Regions from separate parts of the Mus musculus genome. Here all the other regions are linked to region 3. Evidence: chromatin loops called from intact Hi-C (ENCODE). Cell type or tissue: left cerebral cortex. All regions are shown on one strand.

Evidence for each region. A loop is a pair of places that touch in the nucleus more often than their neighbours do. Peaks named below come from ENCODE experiments on the same cell type or tissue, not always from the same donor. Only the 100,000 strongest peaks of a DNase experiment are listed, where the experiment ranks them.
Region 1: it touches region 3 in a loop (2.6-fold over the local background); 2 of 42 quality-filtered maps call a loop at or near these places.
Region 2: a loop joins it to region 3, with 2.7 times the contacts of the local background. A loop is called at or near these places in 9 of 42 quality-filtered maps.
Region 4: a loop joins it to region 3, with 4 times the contacts of the local background. A loop is called at or near these places in 6 of 42 quality-filtered maps.
Region 5: a loop joins it to region 3, with 2.5 times the contacts of the local background. A loop is called at or near these places in 6 of 42 quality-filtered maps.

The regions. Positions count from the first base shown.
Region 1 is chr7:65,574,725-65,579,724 of GRCm38, reverse strand. No RefSeq gene overlaps it. Among named protein-coding and RNA genes, the nearest start is that of BC046251, 4.8 kb to the left of the region's middle. In left cerebral cortex, a CTCF peak has its summit at 2,428; a DNase peak (open chromatin) is centred at 2,252; H3K4me3 peaks cover 338 bases.
Region 2 is chr7:65,623,644-65,628,643 of GRCm38, reverse strand. No RefSeq gene overlaps it. Among named protein-coding and RNA genes, the nearest start is that of Tarsl2, 19 kb to the left of the region's middle. In left cerebral cortex, a CTCF peak has its summit at 2,914; a DNase peak (open chromatin) is centred at 1,564.
Region 3 is chr7:65,525,470-65,530,469 of GRCm38, reverse strand. It overlaps a transcript of Tjp1 not described here. Among named protein-coding and RNA genes, the nearest start is that of BC046251, 54 kb to the left of the region's middle. In left cerebral cortex, a CTCF peak has its summit at 2,527; DNase peaks (open chromatin) are centred at 2,694 and 3,240; H3K4me3 peaks cover 2,257 bases; H3K27ac peaks cover 1,273 bases.
Region 4 is chr7:65,608,089-65,613,088 of GRCm38, reverse strand. It overlaps BC046251 (cDNA sequence BC046251), which reads right to left. Exons shown (of 8, transcript NR_131060.1): 2 at 4,767-4,944; 3 at 3,517-3,747; 4 at 3,103-3,359; 5 at 2,685-2,792; 6 at 2,188-2,335; 7 at 1,837-1,917. Among named protein-coding and RNA genes, the nearest start is that of BC046251, 29 kb to the right of the region's middle. In left cerebral cortex, a CTCF peak has its summit at 2,681 (motif pointing right); DNase peaks (open chromatin) are centred at 2,716 and 3,172; H3K27ac peaks cover 1,199 bases.
Region 5 is chr7:65,639,619-65,644,618 of GRCm38, reverse strand. No RefSeq gene overlaps it. Among named protein-coding and RNA genes, the nearest start is that of Tarsl2, 2.8 kb to the left of the region's middle. In left cerebral cortex, a CTCF peak has its summit at 2,067 (motif pointing right); DNase peaks (open chromatin) are centred at 2,073 and 4,626; H3K4me3 peaks cover 422 bases; H3K27ac peaks cover 1,295 bases.

The DNA of each region.
Region 1 (5,000 bases), 49 kb before region 3:
ACCTAGAATATAGGTAAAAAGTTGGCCAGTCTTGAGCCTAGAATCAAGAGTATCTTAAAAGACCTGGCCTGGCATTTGGCTTCAGTAGATGAAGAGCTTGCTGCCAAGACTGGGGACCTGAGTTCAATCCCCAAGACTCACATGGTGGAAGTAGAGAACCAATTCCTGCAAACTGTGCTCTGGCTTCTTCCTGCAAATAAGTAAATGAATATAATTTTTAAAAAAATGTAAAATAACATCTTAAAATATCTGAATCTAAATGAGTATTGTGCTTAGAAGGAGGGTGTCTTTCACTCCAGTGGCTCCTGAAGGCAGATGTTTAAACTTGGGAAAGAGACACAAGGAGACGGGTGTATGACCATTGGAGGAGTCACAGGGGGGCAGATATTTAACCATGGGAAGGAGTTACAGGGAGACAGGTGTTTGACCATGAGAGGAGTTACAGGGGGAAGATGTTTGATTATGAGGATCAGTCACTGGGGCAGCATTCAGCTACACACAATAAATATGCCTAGAATTTAGAGCTGTTTAAGAATGAACCTGGTTTCCTGTTTCGGTGATTCACCACTTAAAATACTCAACCAAATGAGATTGAGGGTGTCTTAGTGATCACACATTTATTAACCTAGAAACTCAAGGCCCTGGATTCCATTCCCAGAAAACACACACACACACACACACACACACACACACACACACACACACAGAAAAACAGAGCCTGAGTTCAAACAAAGGTAAAAACTGTACAGAAACTACCAAAGAATGGATTTTAAAAACCAAACAAAGAAACAAAAGTGGCACCTTTAAACAATGAAGCATTACTCAGCTGTTAAAACAAATAAATAAAGACATAATGAAAATTTCTGGCAAATGAATGGAATTAGAAAAGATCATCCAGAGCGAGGTAACCCAGATCCAGAGAGACAAAACACAGCATATACTCACTTATAAGTGGATATTAGCCATAAAATATGGTCATGCTAGAATTCACAGACTCAGAGAGGCTAGAAACAGGGAGAGCTTAATGGGGGTGGGGGTGGGGGTGCAAAGATCTCCCTGGGAAGGGGAAATATAATAGGTTTCCTTGGTGGACTGGGGGCTGGTGGGGATGGAAACTGGAGGGATCAGTTCGGGGTTATGGAGAGAGAGAGATAGAGAGAGAGAGAGAGAGAGAGAGAGAGAGAGAGAGAGAGAGAGAGAATACTGTCAGAGACGACTGGAATGGGGGCATTTTGAGGGTAAGCTAGAAATCTAATGCAATGGAAACACCATGGAATATGTGGGTGACACTAGCAAAGACTCCTAGTGTTGCGGGACAAGAAGGCTGAACCAGCCATCTTCTGTAACCAGGCAAGGCCTCGAGTGGAGGGGTTGGGAAAAGAATTCAGCCACGAAACCTCCATCCTACAGTTTATCACACCTGCAGGATCTGCGGTACCAGCGCCTAGCTTAATTGTCACCGGAAAAACTTCATCCAGCAACCAATGGAAGCCGATGCAGAGTCCTTCAGCCAGATATTAGACAGTGCCCTGGAGTCCTGAAGAGGAAAGGGAGCAAGGAGACCGGAGGACCCATAGGGGTCAAGGACACCACGAGCCCAATAAAGTCTTGTTTTTGCCCTTTCCCGTTGTTTTTAGATAGTGCTAAAGAAAAGCAACAGTTTATGCAAGAATTGACAAGATAACAGAAGGGGGTTACAGAAGAGCCCTTTAAGAAAGACCAGATACAGACAGGCAGAGGTTTCAGTGCTCCTAAAAGGAGTACTATGTAACTTTTTTACATAGTTCGTAAAAGAAAATACTGAAAACTAAAATTGAGATAAATGCCGCTATTAAGGACAAAAATAGGGCCGGATGGAAAGGAGGCTGAGCCTGTCCGAGCTCACTACCCACAGACGTGAGATAATTGCTTCCCTCTGGTCATTAATTTCTGTAGCTCAAGGGCTGACTAAGAACCAAGTGGGAGTGGAGTGTTCTTTAAAGTCCTTGGCTCACACGCTTTTATTTTAATCATACAATTTAAATTATAACATTTAAAGCGAGTTACTGTTGTATAATTTGGGCATATTTATAATTTTGATATATTTGTATCCATACATATAAAATGCCTTGTGCCATATAGACAAAACTGTTGAAACGTTGCCAGAATGATCCCTGGCATTGCAAAACACAAGCATAAATTATAAACCAGACGATGAATAAATTGCACCACGCACAAATACACAACATCTACTGATCAGAGAGAGGCTTGCAGAAGCGACAAGTCCTCGTAAACAGACAGAGTGCACTTGCCCCATGCGGAAGCATCAGGGGACTAGTCCGGAATGCGTGCCTGTCAGAAGGCAATAAGCAACCAACAGATCCACAGGAGAGGAGACAGTAGCAGCTCAGTTCTCCCCCTCAGGCAGGAAAAAGCAAGCTACAGGGACACCGTGTCATAATCCTCACACTGGCGCCAGCCCTGTCCTGTCAAGTGCCAGCAGCCTGCGGAGCACAGTGTGCAGGCTTCCTCCCATAGACAGGGGCTTTGTAGAGCGCAATCAGAGACTTTCAAGTCAGAGATGTGTATAGGTCACCCCCGGGCGTTATACCCCAAGATCTACAGGGAAGGCCTTTGTACTTGGGTAAACATTTAAAAATAATTAAAGAGAGGAAGAAAAAAAAAGCATAACCATGAGTCTGTTTCTGAAAATTAAAAAAAAAAAAAAAAAAAAAACAAACAAACAAAAAAAAAACTAAATTGCCCCTAATCTGAGTTGGGATGCATCTATTCCTAACAGGCTTCAATCTTTTTTGTTGTTGTTGTTTTAAAGATTTTATTTAATTTATTTTATGTATATGAGTATACTGTAGCTGTCTTCAGACACACGAGAAGAGGGCATGAGATCTCATTATGGATGGTTTTGAGCCACCATATGGTTGCTGGGAATTGAACTCAGGACCTCTAGAAGGGCAGTCAGTGCTCTTAACCACTGAGCCATCTCACCAGCACCCAACAGGCTTCAGTCTTATGTGTTTGTTTATTTATTCAGGGACAAGGTCTCATGTAGCTCAGGCTAGACTCAAACATGCTATGTAACTGAAGATGACATCACACTTCTGATCTTCCTGCCTCCTCCTCCTCCTACCAAGTGCTGGGCTTATAGACAGACAGATGCCACCATGCCTGGTTTATTTGCTGGGCTTATAGACAGACAGGTGCCACCATGCCTGGTTTATTTGCTGGGCTTATAGACAGACATGTGTCACCATGCCTAGCTCTATGCAGAGCTGGCGATCATACCCAGGAATGTTAGGCAAGCATCTACCACCTAAGCTGCCCCCTAGCCCCGATCTTTAGACTTGCTGCAAGGAGCAAAAACCTTGTTAAGAAACCCCTCCCATTATGTCTACACAGTTCTAGTTTCTTCTCCTGAGAAATGGAAATCTCCATTTGTTTCCACAAGAGGAAGGCTGGGCCCCTGGGTGCCCCTGAGTCCTGCCATGGTGGAGACAGCCCAGGATTTATGGACTGTCATCACTACTAAGGCATCCTTTTGCCTTTGGCTGAATGAAGGGATAGGTCCTATTCCTCAATTTCCTGAGTATTCTTTCCACCAAGAGCCTGGGTCTCTAATGTCTCTACACTAGATACAGAAGAGTCAACAGTTGCAAACTCAGAGATTTACAAATAAACCTGGTGGGGCATCTGAGTGCCTAAAACAATCTCATGTCCATCAGTGAGAAACAAACGACATAATGGAAGAATTATCATGAGACAAATAGCGAGCTCACCAAAAAAATTGAGAACTAAGTTTTAATTCTTCCAATAATCACCAAAAAAACACACAATGTTTCTACATGGGAAGCAGTGTCCACTGTGGCCAAGCGGGAGAGGCTGCTGCCATCCTAGAGAAGTCTTTAGAGCTCAGCCATGTGCTGCTGTAATCCCAGCTGCTCCAGAAGCCGAGGTAGGAGAATCACATGTTCAAGGCCAGCCTGGGTAGTTCAGTGAAACTGTGCCATTAAAAAAAAAAAAAAAAGTATTTTTAAGTCTGGGTGTGGTGGGGGCAGAGGCCGATGAATCTCTGTGAGTTCAAGATCAGCCTGGTTTACAAAATGAGTGCCAGGACAACCAGAGCTACATAGAGATCCACACATTTTTGAGACTACTGTATTCAAAAACAAACAAAACACTAACAATAGCAACAACAACAATAATAATAATTTTAAAATATAAAAATGTCATGGGGTGGAGCTCAGTGGTAAAGCATTTGCCTGACACATGTAAAACTTTGGGTTTGGTTCTTAGCTCTTCTTCACTTCCTAAGTGACCTCCAGTCACTGGAGGTCACTTTTTATAATAGTTTGTATCCAAATAGGATGACCACCGTATGTTTGAATGCTTTGACCGTAGGGAGTGGCACTATTAGGTGGTATAACCTTGTTGGAGAAGATGTATCATTATGGGAAGGGGGGGGGGTGCTTTGAGGTCTCCTATGCTCAAGCTATGCCCAGTGTGGCACACAGTCTTCTGCTGCTGCCTGCAGATCAAGATGTAGAACTCTCAGCTCCTTCTCCAGCACCATGTCTGCCTGCACGCTGCCATGTTTCCCACCATGACAATAATAGAATAAACCTCAAAAACTGGAAGCCAGCCCCATTACCTGTTTTTCTTCTAGAAAAGTTGTCATGATCATGGTGTGTCTTCACAGCCATGGAAACCCTAATTAAGACAGTATCCAAATCCCAAGCGTTTGTTGTTTGTCTATTTCAATTTTCTTGTTAGTTCATTGGATACTTTGTATCATTAACATTCAGTTCAACAACAGAGTATGATTTTTTTTATACTGGCCATTTGGCTTGCTTTGAAATTACTGCTGTATTGTACATAACTTCAATCTTTCGAGTGAACAAAAGGCTCTGGGCTATTTGTTTAAGTTTAAAGGCAGTGTTAAGGGCTGGCGAGTTGGCTTGGTAGGTAAGGGGCTTGCTGCCAATCCTGATGACCTCAGTTTGATC
Region 2 (5,000 bases), 98 kb before region 3:
TTCATGAGAAAAATACTTCATGAGTATTTTCATGAGTACTCCCTGAGAAAAGAAAACAGTTCGTGAGAAAAAAAATTCAGATAAGTCACACACACACACACACAGGCACACAGGCACACCATCCTGTTTAGATTATGAGCTAATAGGCCAATTGCATATACCTAATTTTATGAGGGAGTTCTGAATCACTTTCGAAAATGGGTTTATACCATATAAACATCGAACTAAAATGTGATGCCCTTGACCTGTTAGAGGACATTTCAACCGCTCACACATTGCTGTCTTTGTACAAGCAAACCTCCAGGTCCTCCATGCTGTGGGAAACACACGCTCTTCCTGCTTTCCTGAGCTCACCATTGGAAGGCAGAGTTGCTGAAGCTGACCACCACTGTCACACGCATTGTGAAAGGCAGGCCAGAACAAGGCCTTCAAAGCTGACCTCATCCCTGCTCAGCTAACTGAGATTTGATTTCAGAAGAATTACTACGTCTTTGTGATTGTTCTCTTCTCACTGAAAGGCTAAAAGAATGTAGTTAACTGGGACACGGCAGGAGCTTGCTCCCCTCTTTTCCCTCCTCATTCGGTCACCAAAACAACAGCAGCCTTACTCGCTTGCTTGCAGAGGCGTACATGAGAGGAAAAATGAAGCAGAGATCAGGGCATGTCACAACCCACTTGAAGTGTCTGTGGGGATAACCTCAATTTTTAGAAGCAGAGAATAAATGGAAATGACTGTCCACAAATATCTGTATGAAGTCACCAAGGCAACTGTATCCTGTATCCGGGACCTAGAATCTACCAACGAGAAGCCAGTGAGAGGCCGCATCTAGTCAAAGCTGCAACATTCAAGACCAAACCAAGCCCTGCAAATGCTTAATGCATCAGAAAGAAAGGCACTGAGACACGTGCTGGTCAAACTTTATACATAAAACTGTCTCTCAAAAATTATGTCCCTTCAGTGACTTGATAATTCAAGGAGAGCCTAGATTGGCAGTTCTCAACCTGTGGGTCATGACCCTTTTGGGGATATGTAGAATGACTGTCACCTAAGGACATTGGAAAACACGGATATTTCATTACAATTGATAAAAGTAACAACATTACAGTTATGAAGTAGCAACAAAAATAATTTTATGGTTGGGAGTCACCACATGAGTTGCAGAATTAGGAACATCGGGAACCACTGGTCAAGACACTTCCATGAGATCCTGAGACATTTCTTATCGCCGATACAAGCCTGCACAATCCACAAGGACTTACCAACACATTATTTTCATATCCCTTGTGTAAGGTTATCCAGATGCCCAAGGTTTAGGATCAGGCATAAACAAGGACAGAGTGATTTCCTATAGGATTCTTTTGTTCTTTCCAAAGCCCCATGGTTTCCAAAAACCTTGTGCATCTCAACATGGGACACTGTATCTAAGACCTACACAGATGAATGTGGCCAGGCTAGCTCTTAGCCTAAGGATGAATAGCTAGACTTATTTCCCACTCCTGTCTACCAGAAACTCCACTGTGGGTAGAAAACAGCCAAATCACAGCCAACCTGGTCCAGCACACTGAAGCATAGTCACCATAGCAACAGCATCAACATATGCCTGGGATCCATGCTCCTTGGCCAATTAGTTTTCTGGGAGTCATATTTCAAAATTCACCCTGTTTCCGCCTGTCCAGGAGCTTGTTGACTCTGTGTGTTCTGGAGCATTTGTTGGCTGGAAAAAGCAGGACAGGGCTGGGCTGGGCTGCCATTCCAATCGGTGCTTAACTTAATGTGACCAAGAAGGTGTGTGGGTATAGGAGATGGCAATTCTTAAATTCAATGGCAATTATAAATCCTTGGGTCAGATCCCAAGACCTAAGGAAAAGTTGTAGGGGAATGCTTGGTGAATGTGGTGGGCATGGGTGAATGTTTGGGAGAGGAGCCTTGGAAAAAAATACCCTCATCTATGAGGGAAAATAATCGAAGTTCATTTAGAGTGGAAACATACATATTAGACCAATCTGCTTTGGGTTTGAGGCTCTTTAGGGTTAGATAAATTCTTCCTCTTGGAGAACCTGAAAGACAAGTAGTCTTGGATTGGCTTGGAAGAGGGGCCAGTTCAAAATCCAGAGTATGGAGATCAGAAGGCAGACTTAGGAGGAGACATTTTCTCCTCTTAAATGTCTTTTCTTCTAGACACTCACCTGACATCCATTCTAGTTTGAGAGAATATTTTGCACTGTCTACTATCTTTTCTGCATCCCATACACCCCATCCTCTCCCCCACTTTTTTTGAGAATGAGCACAACTAGATCAAGAACTTTGTGATTCTCTTTAAAATACTTTAATTGCTTTTTGTTGGTTTTGGTTTTGTTTTTAAGTTGGGCCAATGAACACTGATTAGTGGTGGCACATGGCTTTAATCCCAGCACTCGGGAGGCAGAGGCAGACAGATTCTGAGTTCAAGACCAGCCGCATCTACACAGTGAGTTTTAAGGCATCTAGGGCAATGCAGAGAAACCCTGCCTCAAACAAAAACAAAAACAAAAAACAAAACAAGTAATCAGTCAATCAAACAAACAAAACAAGCAAAAAAGTTTAGGTTGATAAGATGCCTGCATTCAATTTCTGGAAACCCACAGTAGGAGAGAAATCGCTTTCCAATTTGTTCTCATATGTACAGTGGTGGCACATTGTACATCAACATGCACACACATGCCATACACAAACGATAGTAAATAGACAACATTTTAGATAGCATGAGGCCTTCTTTCCTCATTATATGAGGCTTTCTCAAAATACACACAACTCCTTTCTGTCTTGCTTCTCTCTCTCTTCCCCTAGTCGTTTTCCTTAACCCTATTTCCCTGCACGAAAGGATCTGCCCTTGAATTCTAGAGCCCAAGGGACCTGGGATGGTGTTCCCTCTTTGGTAGACAGAGGGCAGACATGGAAAACAGTGCCTCTCTAAGCCTAAGTTTGATCTTTTCATAATGTCCCAAATTTTCTGGGTGTTTTGAGTTAAGAACTCTTTTTACATTTGGCATTTTCTTTGACAGATGTATCAATTTATTCTATGGTATCTTCTATGCCTGTGATTCTCTTCCATCTCTTGTATTCTGTTGGTGATGCTTGCATCTGCAGTTCCTGTTCTCTTTTCTAGGTTTTCCATCTCCATTTGTGTTTTTGTTTTTTTTTTGTTTTGTTTTGTTTTTTTTTTTTTTTTTTGGTGCTTCTATTTCCGGTTTTAGGTCTCAGATTGTTTGTTCATTTTCTTCACGTGTTTGATTGCATTTTCCTATACTAGTTTAAGAGATCTATTTGTTTCCTCTTTAAGGGCTTCTACCAGCTCAGTTGCGTTTTCCTATATTTCTTTAAGGGAATTATTTATATCTTCTTTAAAGGCCTCTGTCATCTTCATGAGATAGGGGTTAAAGGTCACAGTCTTGCTCTTCAGGTGTAGTAGGATACCCAGGGCTTGCTGTAGAAGAAGAGCTGGGTTCTGATGGTATCATATTGCACTGGCTTCTGTTGCCTATGTTCTTGTGCTTGTCTTTTGCCATCTGGTTGCTTCTGCTGTTGGCTGACCTGAGTATCCCTGGCTGGAGCAGGCCTCCTGGGAGGCAGGTGGAGCTGTGAAGTGGGAGCCCATGCACTGATCTGAGACTGCAGGTGGAGGTGTGGAATGGAGGGAAGATGGAGTTCCGGGAGGGCAGGGCAGAGCCCATGACTACTGGGCTTGCTAGGGTCCCAGCAGGAGGGGGGATTGGGTCAGAGGGGGCTCTCACCTGTGCATCTCAGGTTAGGGCAGACCTCCTGGTCAGCAGGTGGAATTGTGGGGTGGGGTGGGGTGCAACACTCCAAGCAGGTGTGAACCGGAAGGAGTGGTGCACCCCTTTTTATTATTTCTCTTTTTTATTTTAAAAACCGTGTTTACATTTCCAGAGCTGACTGGTTTTCTGCATTTCAGGTGACTTTAACTGTCTTTTTAGATAACCATTATATTACTTGACTTAAAGTTTGTGAGATTCAAAACATAAAAGGTGGTTATTTTTCCTTCCATCCTGACCTTTATTTAGGTCTCTTCCTATGAACAGCTATAGTTACTTTTTTTTTTAACTCATTACAAACATATTTGCTGTATATGTACTTTTTTCTTAAAGAAAAATATCACTAGAAATAGGGAAGACATACATAAAATATTTCCTAAAGTCAAATGGCAAAAACCAAGAGCACAACCTGCTAGAACCTCTGGGATACAGCCAAGGTTGCACTCTCATTCATAGGAAGAGACCATAACAAAATATGAAAACGCCATAGAGACACCTGATACTTTGTGAGCTAATCAGAAATACTAATTATAAAGAGAATTGTGCTCATGTTCAGCAGTATACAGTAAAGATGGATAGAGTATCTATTCTGTTTTTAGTTTTGCAATTACATAAAATTATATTGACTTAGCAACATTATTTAAACCATCACCTATTGAATGAAGTCTGGCTTCTCTCTTGTTTTTGCTGTCGTAATGAGACTCACAAATATATATATAAAATATGGATAAATTCCTAAAGGGGGAATTGACTTAAGAGGATGCGTGCGTGCATAACTGTTATGGATATTAGCTAACTGTGCCCTGTAAAGCATTGTACTTTATATTCCTCAAGTAATACGACTCCACTTTATTTCCCTGTATCCTAGTAACACAGAGCACTGTTACACTTGAGCATCTTTGCTCATCTGCTGGGTAGAAACGACAGCCTTTTGTTCTTCCAGTGTGAAAGTTCTCATTTAGAGTGAGACAGAACATGATTTCATCTCCGAAGATTCATACAGCTTCCGTTTCTCTCTGTCCCTATGCTTTGCACATTTTCTGTTAGATGTTGGTCTTATTTTTCAGCTTATGTTTTAGAAAGCGTGTGTGTGTGTGTGTGTGTGTGTGTGTACCACAGGAAGCTAAAAGGTGCTGTGTTTCCTGGAGTTGCAGGCAGCTGTGAGCAGCCTGGTGTGGGTGCTGGGA
Region 3 (5,000 bases):
GCTTCCTTTTATAAGTTGCTTAGGTCACAATGTTTTGTCATGGCAATGGAAAAGTACAAGTTTCTCAACAAACTCTGTGGCTTTTGCCTAGGCTGATGACCAGCAAGCCTCATAGATTCTCCTGTCTCCACCCTGTGCCCCACCCCTTCACTACTGGGATTTCAGGGGTGGGAAACAACAACTTCTCTCTCTCTCTCTCTCTCTCTCTCTCTCTCTGTGTGTGTGTGTGTGTGTGTGTGTGTGTGTGTGTGTTTGTGTGTGATGTGTGCTCATGTGCATGTGTGTGTGCATGTGTGTATATAGTATGTGATCATATGTGTGTGTGTGTGTGTGTGTGTGTGTGTGTGCATATGGGTATGTATGTGTGTGGTCGTGTGTGTGTGTGTGCACATGTGTGTATGCTTGGTATCCAAACTCCAGTTAACATGCTTATGCCAATCTTATCCACCAATCCACCTGTATGATCCCACAGAAGTTCTTCCAGAGTGTGTCTGTGCTTGGTCAGTGGACATCTGCTATTAAGTTTAGATGCTGGCATAGAGATGCCATTACATCGATGTTTTTTTCTTGCTGTGCTTGAAGCATACAACATTGCATAGAATTGGAAAGAAGATATTGATCAACAAAGACGAAGGGGCAGCAAAGAAACAAGAAACACAGTGAGGATGGAATTCAGGTGCAGTCTGTTACATAAGGGGAAGAATGGAAGGAACAGGCTAACTGCAATGACCCTTGCCCACCCTGGATATTCCTACCTCCTTCCATAATAAAGTTGACCTTTCTCCGCAGAGCTGACCCTGGCATGTCTCCATGGGCCATCCTAAATACTGCTCCTTCACACTGCTCCCTTTGTTTTTATTGCCTAGTGGCCAACAACCCCAGGGTGAAAGGAGGACCATAGAAACTGACCTAGGAGAGTGATGAGAAGCCACATTTGGTGGCATATACCAGTAATCCCATCACTTGGAGGCTGAGGCAGGAGGATTGACACGAGTTCAAGATCAGCCTGGGCAACAGAGTAAGAGCCTGTCTCATACAAGAACCAAGCAAAAACAGAAACAAAAGAAAATAATGTTGTACTAGTATGTTCCAGCTTCGCTGAGATCAAACACTGACCAAAGGCAACTTTGGGGAGGAGGGTTTAAGTTTACAATTCTGCATCACAGTCCTTCACTGAGGGAAAGCAAGGCAGGAACCCGGAGCAGAAGCTGACGCAGAAGCCATGGAAGAATGCTGCTTACTGGCTTGCTCCGCATTGCCCACTCAGCCTGCATTTTATAGATTCCACAACTACCTATCTGGTGGTGGCGCCATCCACAGTGCGCCAGGTCCTCCCATATCAATCTTTACTCAAGAAAATGCTCACATCGACAGGCCGGGTTGACAGGCCCATCCCTCAATGGGTGGAGGCAATCCCATCCCTCAGTTGAGATTCTCTCTTGGCAGGTCACACAGTGCCACAGACAGCAGCCAAGCATGGCTCAAGGTGCCCGCTATGGTGTGCCTTTGTGGGTATACTTGCATGTGGGAACCATGTGACAGCCAGAAGTGGATATCGAGTGATTTCCTCAAACAGTTGTCTACCTTCTTTTAGACGGTGTGTGTGCATGTGTGTGTGTCACTGATTTGGCAAGACTCGCTGACAAGTTCTATTTTTTACAGGAGTGCTGGGGATGGAACTCAGGTCCCCATGCTTCAAGCACTTGGCTTACCGAGTGGCCTCTCCAGCTCCACCCCCTTCCAGGAGAACTTTGGATCCACAGAGGAGATTGCAATCCTGTTGCTTGCATAGGCTGCTTTTAATTCTTTTTTTAAAAAGTGTGTTTGGAGATTTTTTTAAAAAGATGTATTATTTTATGTATATGAGTACACTGTAGCTGTACAGATGGTGGTGAGCCTTCATGTGGTTGTTGGGAATTGACTTTAGGACCTCTGCTCGTTCCGGTCGCCCCGCTCACTCCAGTGTCAGATCTCATTATCGGTGGTTGTGAGCCACCAGGTGGTTGCTGAGATTTGAACTCAGGACCTTCAGAAGAGCAGTCGGTGCTCTTATCCGCTGAGCCATCCCACCAGCCCAACTTTTAATTCTTAATAACTGCAATATTTTAAATCATAGTGCAACATGCATCCATTGTTTACTTTTTTCCCCGTTTCCCCTATTTTATTGATCCCACTATAGTCCCTTTTTATTAGTTCCACAGTAAGTTTAAAGGCCATGGAGCAATCTCAACTTTTCACAACTGATTGCTGTGGTACTTTTGCCAACTCTACATTTCCACTACCCAGAACCACTATGTGTATGAGGACTGAGCCCCATATAACATATATGCAGCACACTATGCGGAAATATAAAATTGTCAATCACATCCAGGCAGAAAACGAAACATCTTATAAGAGACAAACCACTAAGCTGCAATCATATACATTTTTTTTTTCTGCTCTGAGATTCTTTGCGGTCATAATCGACTGCAAATAGGCTGTCAGCCCCCTCGGGGAAACTGAGGCACGTGGGGTGCGGACCTGCGTGTTGCAAGGCTCGCTTAGCGCCGCCTCCAGGCTGCGCCCGCTGCCGGTGCGCAGCGGTGCCGAGCTCGCGCGGGGCGGCGGAGAGCGGGCGGAGGGCGCGCACGGCGGCGGTACCGGGCCACGCACGGCGGCGCGAGCGGGCCACGCACGGCGGCAGGAGCGGGAGCGGGGCGCGCGGCGGGGCGGCGGATGGCCCAGAGCTGATCTATGCGGCGCTTGGAGGGGCTGTGTCTGCGGCGGCGGCGGCGGCGGCGGGGCCCTGCCCGCGAGCGGAGCGGGGACAAGATGAAGTACCAGAAATACCTGACGGTGCTGCAGATGGCCATCGGCGTCACCCCGTCCAACCGCGGCAGCCTCCTGCCGCTCAAGAGGAAGCTGTGGTAAGGACTCGGAGCTGGGGCGCGCGGACGGGGGAGATGGGGGAATACGAGCGGCGCGCGGACAGGGACAGGGGTGCTGGGGACTTGGGGGCAGGGCCGGAGCGCGCTGATGGGGACAGGGGCGCGAGGGCAGGGCGGGGGCTTGGGGCCTGGCAGCGATGGGGCGCGCAGAGCTGGTGGAGCAGCCATCGCCCAGCGTCCGGGCCGCGCGCCTCGCTCCTGCGGGCGGCTTCGAGAACGCGCGGGGAGGGAGCGGCTGGGACCCTGCGCCCCGCATTCTCGCTCGGACTCTCCTTCTCCTGGGCGCCTCGCTTGGACTCTCCTTCTCCTGGGCGCCGGCGAGTGCTGGCTGGGAATTGCACGCAGCCGCCGAGCTCTGCCGCAGACCGCGACATAGCCCTGCAATCCATTGGTCCTTGTCTGTTTGTGCGTCTTCTGTTATTTCCCCGAATGCACCTGCTGTTGGGCACATAGTAAAGATGAGCCGTTCCCACGCTAAGGGGAGGAAGTTGTGATGTTAGCGTCGCTTTGTCGAGGACTGTCATTATATCTGCACGGTTTCTGCTTCCTCCAACCTGGAAGCTGTTAGGGAGGTAATTGGAAGGAACACCATCAAGTGAAAATGTCTAGGAATTATCCAGATCTGGTTCGCACAGTCGTTTATCCTGTAGGTTGTATGTTGTATTAGTATCCAAATATGCCACATGGGATCCCAAAGCCACCTGGGCATTCCACTGGCTGGAGAGGTAGGCTTAAGATTCACCCACAAAAGAAACAAGAAAGGAAAAGTAGTGGGGTGGACATAGGAGTCTGGAGCCAGCCATTGTGAGAGCCAACGACCGTTTTAATTTGAAAATTAGTAGTTAGTGCTTAACATAGGATATGAATACTTTATTTAGATGTTCGATTCTATTGACTGTAGGGTAATATATTCCTAAGTAGAGAAACTCAAAGTGTGGCTGCTTTTGTGAAGTGGAGAAGTAACTTCTGCTATCAAAAACCTGAAACAATGTTTCAAAGTCTATCTGGGTTGATCAATCCAGGAAATGAGGGTTTAAAAAAACAAAACAAAACAAAAAAAAAAAAAAAACCCAAAAAAACAAAACAGTTCCAACAGTGGCCAACAGTGAAGGGAAGACTTACTGTGGGCACAGAGTTGGAGTTTCGCCTGTGCCACTCACAGTGTGACCTTCAGCAAGTTATTGTCATGTTTGTTTCTCCGTGGGTAAGCGGAGACTCTTGTTATCTCACTCATGGTGTTACAAAGATCAGCTCTGATGTCAAACCAGCCTGTTCTACTGCTGGGCCTGGGTGAGTAACAGCAGGGTTGGGAAATGTTAGCATCTTCTGTCGTCCTCCTCCATTTGTTAAAAAAACAAAAAAGTTATTTTGAAAATGGCATTTACTCTTGTTAACCAGCCAAAGACAGCACATAGAAGGCCAGTTGGTAGGACTGGCAACAGTTGAATTAAGATGTGTTCTAGGCGGCTGGGCATTGGTGGCGCAGGCCTTTAATCCCAGCACTCAGGAGGCAAAGGCAGGCAGATCTCTTGAGTTTGAGACCAGTCTTGTGTAGTGAGGGAGTTCCAGGACAGTCAGGGCTTCACAGAGAAACCCTGTCTACAAACAAGCAAACAAACAAACAGAATGTGTCCTTGGGGAAAGGGGGTGTGGCTCACCAGAGGCGTGTTTGCCTAGCACGTGCAACAACCTGAGCCAAGCAGTAAAAAAGAAATATATCCGTGGAAGATGATTTTCTTTCTTTTTTTTCTTTTCTTTCTTTCTTTTTTTTTTCTTTTTTTTTTTTCAAATAGATGAAGAATGGGTCATTCTTAGGCAGAGCAGGGTAGGGAGTGCCTACTCCCTACCATCATGTGGAAAACTGAGGCAGGAATATCTTGAGTTCAAGGCCAGCCTGAGACCCTGTCTCAACAAAACAAAACAACTGGCAAGATGGCTTATTGGGTATAAAGGTGCTTGTCCCCAGGGGGTCATTGGACTTGGAGACCCACACAGTCATCAACAAATAGGTCACTCTTGGCTGTATTGTTGGCATATAAGGGGAAAGATGTCAACACGACCGGTTGCTCCAGC
Region 4 (5,000 bases), 83 kb before region 3:
TGGGTAGTCCTAAGATGGGTGGGATGTAATGATGTTTTGATGCTTTGATGTTGAAAGAGGCCTGGTTAGTAGAATGGATAGCTAGAACAGCCTAGCCTCATTGCCTCTTGGGGACCAGGTCATTGTATTTATGCATGGCTTCTATTACCCCAAACTGAAACAGGGCAGGGTTTTTAGCAAGCTCCTCAGTGAGCAATTTATTGCAACAGATAGGCTTGATGGTAGCCAATCTCCTTCCCTCTATTAGACAAGAAGTCATGAAGTTCCTAGTAGCCTCTATCAACAGCATAGAGTCTGATATGACTAGTTAGGTTTCCATCCAGGGCCTGCATCAGCACCATGGTTGGCCTTTCTGGGTCATGGGCATAGGCTTCACTGGCCCATCTTTGTATCAGTGTTCCTATGTAAGATTATCCCTCCAATGTATAGCACATAGTTCAAATAACAGAAAACCTCCTGCAGGTAAGGTCAAGGGCTACTGTAAATTCTTTAATCTCTTATTGAAGTGGGAGGGACCAAGAGCCCAATTCTATCTCAGTCTGTGACAGGTCTGACATAGGAAATGGCTCATGTACTCTGATGGTTCAAGTTTCCCCACTGGCCACTTAATGAAGGGGAAAGAGAAATTTGAGGTTTAGTTTTGGTTGTCCCTGATAAGAGTTTTCTTTCCCTTTCTCTTCTCACCTCCTCTGTATGGTGTGTGTGTGTGTGTGTGTGTGTGTGTGTGTGTGTGTGTGTGTGTGTGTATCTAGGTAAGGTAGAGAGATTTAAAGGATTGGGGCTGTCCAGGGGAGCAGCAGGAACCCTGGCTATAGGGTCAGAGTGAAAGCAGCCCTAGCAGGGGTTATCAAGAACATTTGAGCTGGTCGTGGTGGCGCACGCCTTTAGTCCCAGCATTTAGGAGGCAGAGGCAGGCGGATTTCTGAGTTCGAGGCCAGCCTAGTCTACAAAGTGAGTTCCAGGACAGCCAGGGCTACACAGAGAAACCCTGTCTCGAAAAAAAAAAATCTGGATTGGATATTGGTCTTCCAAATTTGGCAAGACACATGTAGCTTCTCTCATGCAAGGCAGAATCTTGGGACAGTGCCGTCAAGGACTTTAGAGGACTTTATAAGGTTGTAACAGAAAAAGTAAGGTATAGACTTGGTGTATTGTAGAGGGTCCAGACCTGACAATGCTTCTCAGATTGTAGCCTGGTGACATCACACAGGAAAATTACCTGTGTGTGGCTCAAATTTGTTCCAGTGTTCCAGTATTTAAGAATATAGCTTACTGGGAAGTCAGAAGGGAAAGAGGTCTGTCCCACAGCCAGACTACTGAGGAACTGCCCCACAGGAGGTTCTCTTAGTAAGTAGTGACCCCCTCTTACTATCTATAATGGACTGGAGGCACCCCTTTATAAGGGGGATTCACCTACTAAAAAGGGTTTCTCCAAGTTCAGGGACATCAACACAAAGACATGTCTACCTCTCAGTGCAAGGTTAGATTATTCAAGGGATTTGTGTAAGCAAAGGAGAGGCTCACTCACTGACTCAATGGAAGGTGGGGGCTTACTCCACAACAGTGCTTGAGGAATGAGACAGAAAGGCAAGGGTTGCGAAAGCACGTGAGTCAGCTGCCACTGTGCCAGTTCAGATAAATAATAGTACAGACATCGAGATGGGAGAAGGAATAGAAGACACAAGCCCTCCAAAGTGCAGTGGCAGCAAATCTGTCAGGGAGAAGGGAGTGGGAGTCCTCCAAAGATATGTGGGCTCATCCTGAATGAGTAGCTGCCAATCATACCCCTCACTGAGAGCGAAAGGGGCTCTGAGGAGAGGAATGTAACCCCCTTACCATCACGGGCTGTAAAATGTAAAAACCGTCCAGCTTCTCCATTGCTTTCATGTCCGTCCAAAGTGTAGCCTTGGCCAGGGTCTGTCAGTTAAGAATGGGCAGTAAGCTTTTCCACAAGGCACCAAAAGGAATCCCAATGCATGATGGTAACCCAGGGTCACAACTTGGAGGCCTTTGGGCATCTCTGGAAAGCAGCCCCAGCTAGGACTTTCAGTTGCCACAGAACAACTGACCAAATACCACTAGCATTACTCGGAGGGGAGGCAAGAAGAGAAGTCCCCATGTGGGTCCCAAAGTTGTGTCAGGAAGTGTTGGTAATGGGCCAGTGATGTGGGAGATGAAAGGACTTACCAGGACGTGAAAGCGGAAGTAGAGTTTATCCACACACTGTGGTACAGCTACAGAGGCAGGAGAGTAGACGCTGTCTGCACAGAGGCATTCCTGGGGGTGCCCTTATGCAGAGACTTCCAGGCAGGCGGTGTTTCAGCGTTTGCAATAACTGCAGACAGGCTTGTTATAGTTCCATCTCTTTGAGGAGATAACGATCCTGCTCACAGGCTACAACGGTTTTGTTTGTCTAAGCCCAACCTGTCCTTGGGTAGTAAGCCTTGTTCTGAAGCTAAAACAGCTGAGTCTAGCCATCACTCCAAAATAGTGTCCACAGAAAGCAATCATGGGAGCAGAGGGCAAGCAGGTTGGCATGAGTGTGTGGAAGCCCCAGGGCGCCAGGAAACAGGACTTTTGCTCTTTTCTCTTGGCCCCAAGTCAATGGCCTGCTTCTAATTGCTGGGAGCCTGGAAACTGATTCTCAGCCCCACATCCCACTCCTTGCAGCTTCTGTGACTCACCGCTGTGCCACTGGGTGGCGGTGCCAGCTGGCAATCTTGCTCGGAGCTGATACACTCACATCTCCCTATGAGGACCAGGCATGTCTGCCAAGTTCCATCCCATGCGCCCTGGAAAGATGGGAAGACACATGCATCTGAAATGCTTTCTGCCTCAGAACTGGAGATACAAGATCAAGGGGAGTCATCCAGGAGCCATGGGCCAGAGCTGGTGCCAGGAGCTGGCCTTGCTTTACTAACTCAGAACCCAGCCTTATATTTCTGATGGATGGAATCTGACCATCCTGCAGGGATGGGTTGCCAAAGCTATTTTTGATTTGTGTGGGTACAGTGCAAAGTCAAAAAAAAAAATGTAACCCATAGAATACAGCTGCAATTATTAAACAAAAAACCAAAACACAAAGCAAAAAACTCTACCGACCAGATCAGATCAGAAATGCAGCAATCAGGCTCTAGGTCAGGAATCCAGGTCAGGCACACAGAAGAAGACCACGTGGCTCTGAGCCTAGCTTGGGAGCACCAGATGAGCGAGGCAGAAGAATGAAAGGAGCACTCACTCCCAGAAGAACTCGGGATCAAGATCAGACTGGAGCAGCAGTCGTCCAGCAGAGGAAAGGGTATCCGGAGGCATATGTGGCTGGGGCAGTAGGCTCCTCCCTAAGTAACTGACTACCTTCCCTGGAATTCCAGAAGGGTGTAAAGTCAGGTGCTATGGGAAGCACAGGGAACAACCTCTAGTAGTTGGTTTCGATGAAAGTATGAAAGGGTGAGTATCCTCATCATCTACTGATGCATAATAAACTATTAACACAAACAGCACCTGCGGGCAGGATACCTGGACACAGCTCACTTGTGAATCCAGCTCCAGGTTTCTCAGAAGGCTACAGTCAGGGTGTCAGACATGATGTCATCTGAAGGTGCCACTGGAGCAGGATCGCGTCTAAGCTTCCCCCATGTCCTTTTTGGAGGCATTCAGTTCTGCTAGACACTGGGATAAGGGTCGTGCTCCATTGGCGGTGGTCGGAGGCTGCCCCCAGCTTCTTGCCGTGTGAATGTCCCCAACTCGCTATAATCACAGCAAGCATGTGAGAAGAGTCAGAGAATGAATGAATAAAGAAGATGGAAAACATAGTCTTTTATAGTCCACTCTCATGATACCCATCATCCTTGCTGAATTACATACATTGAAATGGGGTTATTGGGTTCATCTCCCACATACAAGGAGGGGATTATTCTATCCATTGCATGGCTATCAGGAGTGGGAATCTCACCAGAAGCTAGTTGCATTGCTAGAGATTGGGAAGGTAGAAATGTCTTGGGCCTCAAATACAATGACAGGATGGAATTCCGTAGGCCTCCGATGACGAATCCATGTGTCGGTGAGTGTGCAGTGAGAATGTGGCTTCCAGAACCACAACCTATGACTATCTGAGACACAGGACAGCTCCAGGACGAGAGCAAGCTGGAGAGACAGGTTAGCAAGCATCCTGTTCTGGCCACCAGCAAGGCATGGTCATTTAACTTCATTGCACATGTCCCCACCATAAGAGAGTTCTCCACTAGGACCAGCAGGCCTCCTTGAGAACTTTTAACAGACCTACCTCCAGCTGATGTCCATTTTCCAGAAAAATCTCATGTGATTCCAAAAGAACCGGCTGATGAAACTGACCTTGACCACGGTATTAGACCATATGGGAGAAATGAGCCACTTAAACATTTTTAAAAACAAAATAAAGTCTGAAAATTATGTTTCTTTTATTAAACAGTTACTGGTTTCTTAGGAATAATTTTGCTTTCTGTTTTCAACAACAACAACAACAACAACAACAACAAAACGTAAAATGTACAAATCAATTAATATGCTTGAATGAATTTTGAAAATAGCTTTTAAAAGCCAAGTATGACTGATACTTGTAATTCAAGCACTTCAAGGGCTGAAGGGGGAGGATTGCTGTAAATTTAAAGTCACCTTAGGCTACAGTGTAAGGCTTTGCCGAAAACAGAACAAAACAAAAACAAGCAAGCAAAAAACAAAAACAGAAAGGGGGACAAATGTCACACAACCAAACTACATATTGTCATTACCTCTGCTGTTGTTTCAAGAAATTCCTCATCAGGAGACCCAAGCCTTGGAGACAGTTCTGGCTCCTTCCACATCTTAAGTTACTGTTACAGACAATCGCCACACTCTATGTGGAGGATCTTCACCTTCTGCTCCGTCTCCCTGCTCAGGTTCACGCCCTGCTCCCTGTAGCTCTGCTCCCTGCAGGGCATAACACTCATGGTCCTCCTGTTTGTCTCCACACAGCTTTTAGGCTT
Region 5 (5,000 bases), 110 kb before region 3:
GATGAGACAGCGCGGCATCATCGCTGGGGAAGATGAGACGGCTGAGCAATGCTTCATAAAACAAGGAAAATGGGCAGGGGAGTGTGGCAGGGAGCACGGGCAGGAACACGGCCAATGTTGGGTGCACTGCAGGATTGAGAACTACGCTCTGGACCTAGGCAGCAGGAGTGGGACCACCGGATGGGCATCTTTAGCGTTTGGAGGCATGTCCAGGTGCTACTGGAAGTGTGTTCAGTCTAATGAAACTGGAGTTTGAGATATTGAAGCCCAGAGGAGGTGCGTCTCTTGACCAGATTGTCCAAACCGTTAGCAAAGCCTGATGGATTTCTTTCATTCCCCTCTTAAATTCTTGCAGTCACCACACTGTGCAAACAGGTTCTGAAAAGCGGCCATTGAAAATAGACCTTCATGCCAAGGCTGTGCAAATACAGTGGCACTTGGCAAGGACACACAGAAGAGCACTACAAAAACTTCAGCCTGGCCAGCACAACATTGTTCACTATTTGAGTCTAGAGCAAATGCTGTTTATAACTGTCTTAAGATTATTTTAAGTAGAAACATTTGTGCTATCGGACTTTGGAAACAGTGGTCCGCAAAGAATTAAGCTCTCATCCTGGAGCAGGAAAGGGCTGAAGCCCTGCTGCCCCCTGGGGGAGGAGTTGCCCTAGGAATTGCTGGACAGACTGGAACTAAGCCGATGATGGAGCCACACCTCCACCACTGGCCTCTACTTAAACTTAAACCTCATATTAGCACCCCAATGACGGGCTTGGGGTAGGTGGCTGAACCCCTGTAGCTGTTCATCTTCCCACTGTAACCACAATGAATAAATCTCCTTTCTCTGCTTTTTATTGTTAACTGTCATTTTAATTGGCATGTTTCAGAGGGTTAGCTGAGCTTATGTCGTTGAAACTTCCAGAAGCCAGGCTTTGACTCTAAAGACTCCAGTAATAAGTTCACACATGACTTTGTTTCTCTTATAACCATGAGCAAGAAGCTTCCTGTGGCAAGAACAAAAGTTGGCTTTTACTGTTCTTAAGTTCCTAGAATGTGCCAAGACATGAACGAAGCGATTTGGAAATAGTCACTTCTTAAATCTTCATTAAAAGAGATGATACCATTATACCCATGTATAATGCAGAAACTAAGGCACAGAGGGTAGCATTTAGTCAAACATGTCTCATGATGTAATCTAGGTAATGGAGGCAATAAGAGTTCCAAAATAGGGTTTATCTTGGGGTGGGATAGTTCAAGGGTGAGAAATTACTCTGAGAAATGGAGTCTGGGTAATGTGAGCAAGGTGGACAGACAGGTGGATAAATGTAACTCTGGGGAATAGGTGGAAGGAGCTGAGGAGTTAATCAGATTCACAGATCACTCCCAGCAAGAGATGCCATTGTCTTCCATGTGGAAATTGAAGACCTCTTCTGTGGGAAGAAGAGGCACAGCTGGGTGCAGTGGTGTACATCTGTACAGCACTCCTGGAGGTGGAAGCAGTGGTAGTGGTGGATGGGGGTAGCCATCAGCTTAAAGCTAGTCTGGGCTACATAGCAAGATAAAAAAAAAACTAGAAAGAAAGCAGAAGGGAAGAAGAAAGGGGAAGAGAGAAACAGAGAGGCTAGGATAGCTCAGTGGTGAAGTGCTTACCTTACAAGCATGAGGACCAGAAAGTGATATCCAGCACTGATGGATAGACACAGGTGTATCCCTGGGGGCTTGCTGGCCAGCCAGCTTATCCTAAACGAAGAGTCCAGGTTTTAGTGAAAGGCTTTATTACAAGGTAGTGGGTTCCTGGGGAATAATACTCCAGGCTGTCCTTTGACCTCCCCATGCAAATGCACACATAGGAAGATGCATCTGCACACTCACAGGCAGGCACAACACACATCTGCACACATGCACACACACGTACACACACTTGCACACATACATGCATACACACATGCACACACAACACATATCTGCACACATGCACACACATGCACACACACATGAACACACACATACACATGTACATACACATGCACACACAACACACATCTGCACACATGCACACACACCATAGTGCCACAAGAGGGAGCAGAGGTACAGAATTTTAAATGAGAAGAATAAAATACTACAAACGTTAGGAGCGCATGAATCTGAGAACATATAAGAACTAACATTTACAATGATAAAAACAAAAGAATGAAAGCTATCGATTAAAAACTCTAGAAAAGGGCCGGCAAGATAAACCAATGACAATATCAAAGAAAACTGCATGTAGTTTTCCCCCAATATCCACAGGTAATTGGTTAATGGGAAAGAGTTATTTCCCAAAGATATCCCATAAGTGCTTCAGTCCTTTACATAACATGTCCAAATTCTTGCATTTAACTTGGCTGCACCATCCTGTCTTCCTTACATCATCTCTAATGATGTACAGTGTAGATGCTGTGTCCACTGTAATGATGTGTAGGAAGGAGTGGGAAGAGAAGACTACATGCTGTATAGCTGTGATTCTTCCTAAATACTTTCAGTCTATGGTCCATTGAACCTACAGAAACAGAATGAATAGAAATGGAGGGTCTACTGTATACATGGCTCTTGCTGGGAATTTATTCTGTAGATATATTTCTTTCTCTTTTTTTCTTTCTTTTCTTTTTTTTCTTTCTTTTTTTTTTTTTTTTGTTTTAGAGCTTTATTGTAGAAAGGCAGAGAGAAAGAGAGAAGGTAGAAGGAGAGAGGCTGGCCATGGCCACGTGGAGAGAGAGGAAAGGGAGGGAGAGGAGAGCTAGAGATGAGAATGAGAAGAGCTTAAGAGCTGTAGATATATTTCTAAGAACACTAAACTGCATTGGTACAAAAATTTAACTCAATGATGTGTGTGTGTGTGTGTGTGTGTAAAATTACATAGATGCTGGTTTCATCAATTTAATACAATGACCCAATGGAAGATCATGTAGCAGTTTAAAAGCCATCAGGGAGATCTTTGTAAATTTATATGGAGGCAGCCAGGCGGTGGTGGCGCATGCCTTTAATCCTAGCACTCGGGAGGCAGAGGCAGGCGGATTTCTGAGTTTGATGCCAGCCTGGTCTACAAAGTGAGTTCCAGGACAGCCAGGGCTACACAGAGAAACCCTGTCTCAAAAGAACAAAAACAAAAACAAACAAAAAAATGTATATGGAGGCATTTCCTGGAGGTACTGTTAACGTGAAAAAGAGCTAAGTTCAAAGGAGCTTAAGTGACATGTTACATAACCTGTCTACATCTACTTATCAGCCCAGAGAGAAACTGAGGTGTAGACCAGCAAACAATGAAATGAGCTATCTACAAAGGACCAGGAAGGAAGAAACCAGTGGAAGACACCCAGAGAATCACCCTGCTCTGGCTACATCCTTTTGCTGTGTTGACTTTTGAAGGCCTATAAACAAATAACATGTATTTACAACTGATAAAGCACTAGACACATTTGAGAGAAAATTGAAGCAAACATAAATTCCAATGATCATCCAAACAGAAGACAGTAGAGAGGGAGAAAGGACGAGTGATTTCACACAGTCTTGGCCGAGGGAAGGTAAAAAACTGTGAAGAAATACTGATGTCATTTCAGGAACTCAAATGGAAAGAGACTGGGTATATACTGACTCAGGATCCCGAATTCTCCCTGTAGAAGAGAGATATTATGGAGGAAGACCAGTGAAGAAGTAGATACAAAGTGGCAGTTAGGACTCTGACAAAGAGGACTTGCCCCCTCCCACCTCTCCACAGTGATGAAGAGCTATGTCAAGGTCGGAGCATGTGAACCCAAGATAAGACAGGAGAAGCCTGTCTTCTTGTGGAGACCAGGGTAGGGCTCCTCACTAACACGACAACGATATGTCATGGGGAGGCAAGAACCAGCTCAAAGGACTTTGACTAACTAAGCTGGGGCCATTTGTACGTAAAAGTAATTAAGTACCATAATGAATTATAAGCCACTGAAAATATAATTATTCACACATTCATACAAATAATTCTTTGAAACTGAAAAAGAAGCAGAGCTTAGCTCACAAACCAATGTCAAGGGCTAAATGGGGAATCAGCAAGCAGAGCACTTAACCTCATATAATAAAAAGACAAACAAGCATTTGTAATTAAAAATACTAATATCATAAAAGACTAAACCCATAGAAGTGTTCCAAACTAAAGAGAACTGTTGCCATGATAACCAAACACAACATCTAACCCTAAACTGAGTCCTGGATGGGGTAAAAACCGTGCATGGTGCCATCCCTTGCCAGGTGGTCCTTAGCTGTATAAAAAAAAAAAAAATTAAGTTGAGCATGCCAGGAAAAGCAAGCCAATGAGCAATGGCTTCTGCGTCAGTCTCTGCTGCCAGGTTCCCGGCTTGAGTTCCTGCCCTGACTTCAGAGCTAAAACTCTTTCCTCCTAAGTTGCTTTTGGTCAGAACATTGTATCACAGTAACAGGAAGCAAAGGAAGACAGCTAGATAAGACACTGTCTGTAGTCCTTGTAAAGACAGGCTTGGGAGTTTATCTCGGCATTATGTAACATGGCCAAATGCTTCAAGAAAGAGAGTTTTAAGGAGAGTGAACAGATGGTACAGGGAAGATAAACCTACGGTAGCATCAAATGAGGGCGTCTTGTAGTTAGGGTAACTACTTCCATGTGTCTCTGTTCATCACTGAAGAAAGGCATGAGAGGAACTCAAACAGGGCCAAAAACCTGGAGGCAGGAGCTGATGCAGAGGCCTTGGAAGGCTTGCTCAGCCTGCTTCCTTATAGAGCCCAGGACTACAAACCCAGGGTTGACACCACCCACAATGGGATGGACCTGCCCACATCAATCACTAATTATGAAAATGCCCTACAGGCCTGCCTGCAGCCCTGTCTCGTGGAGGCATTTCCTCAGTTGAGGCTCCTCCTCTCAAATAACTTTAGTTTTCATCAAGTTGACATAAAACTATCCAGGACACTTCTTAAACTGTCTATCTTACCTTATCACTCCAGTGGATTCA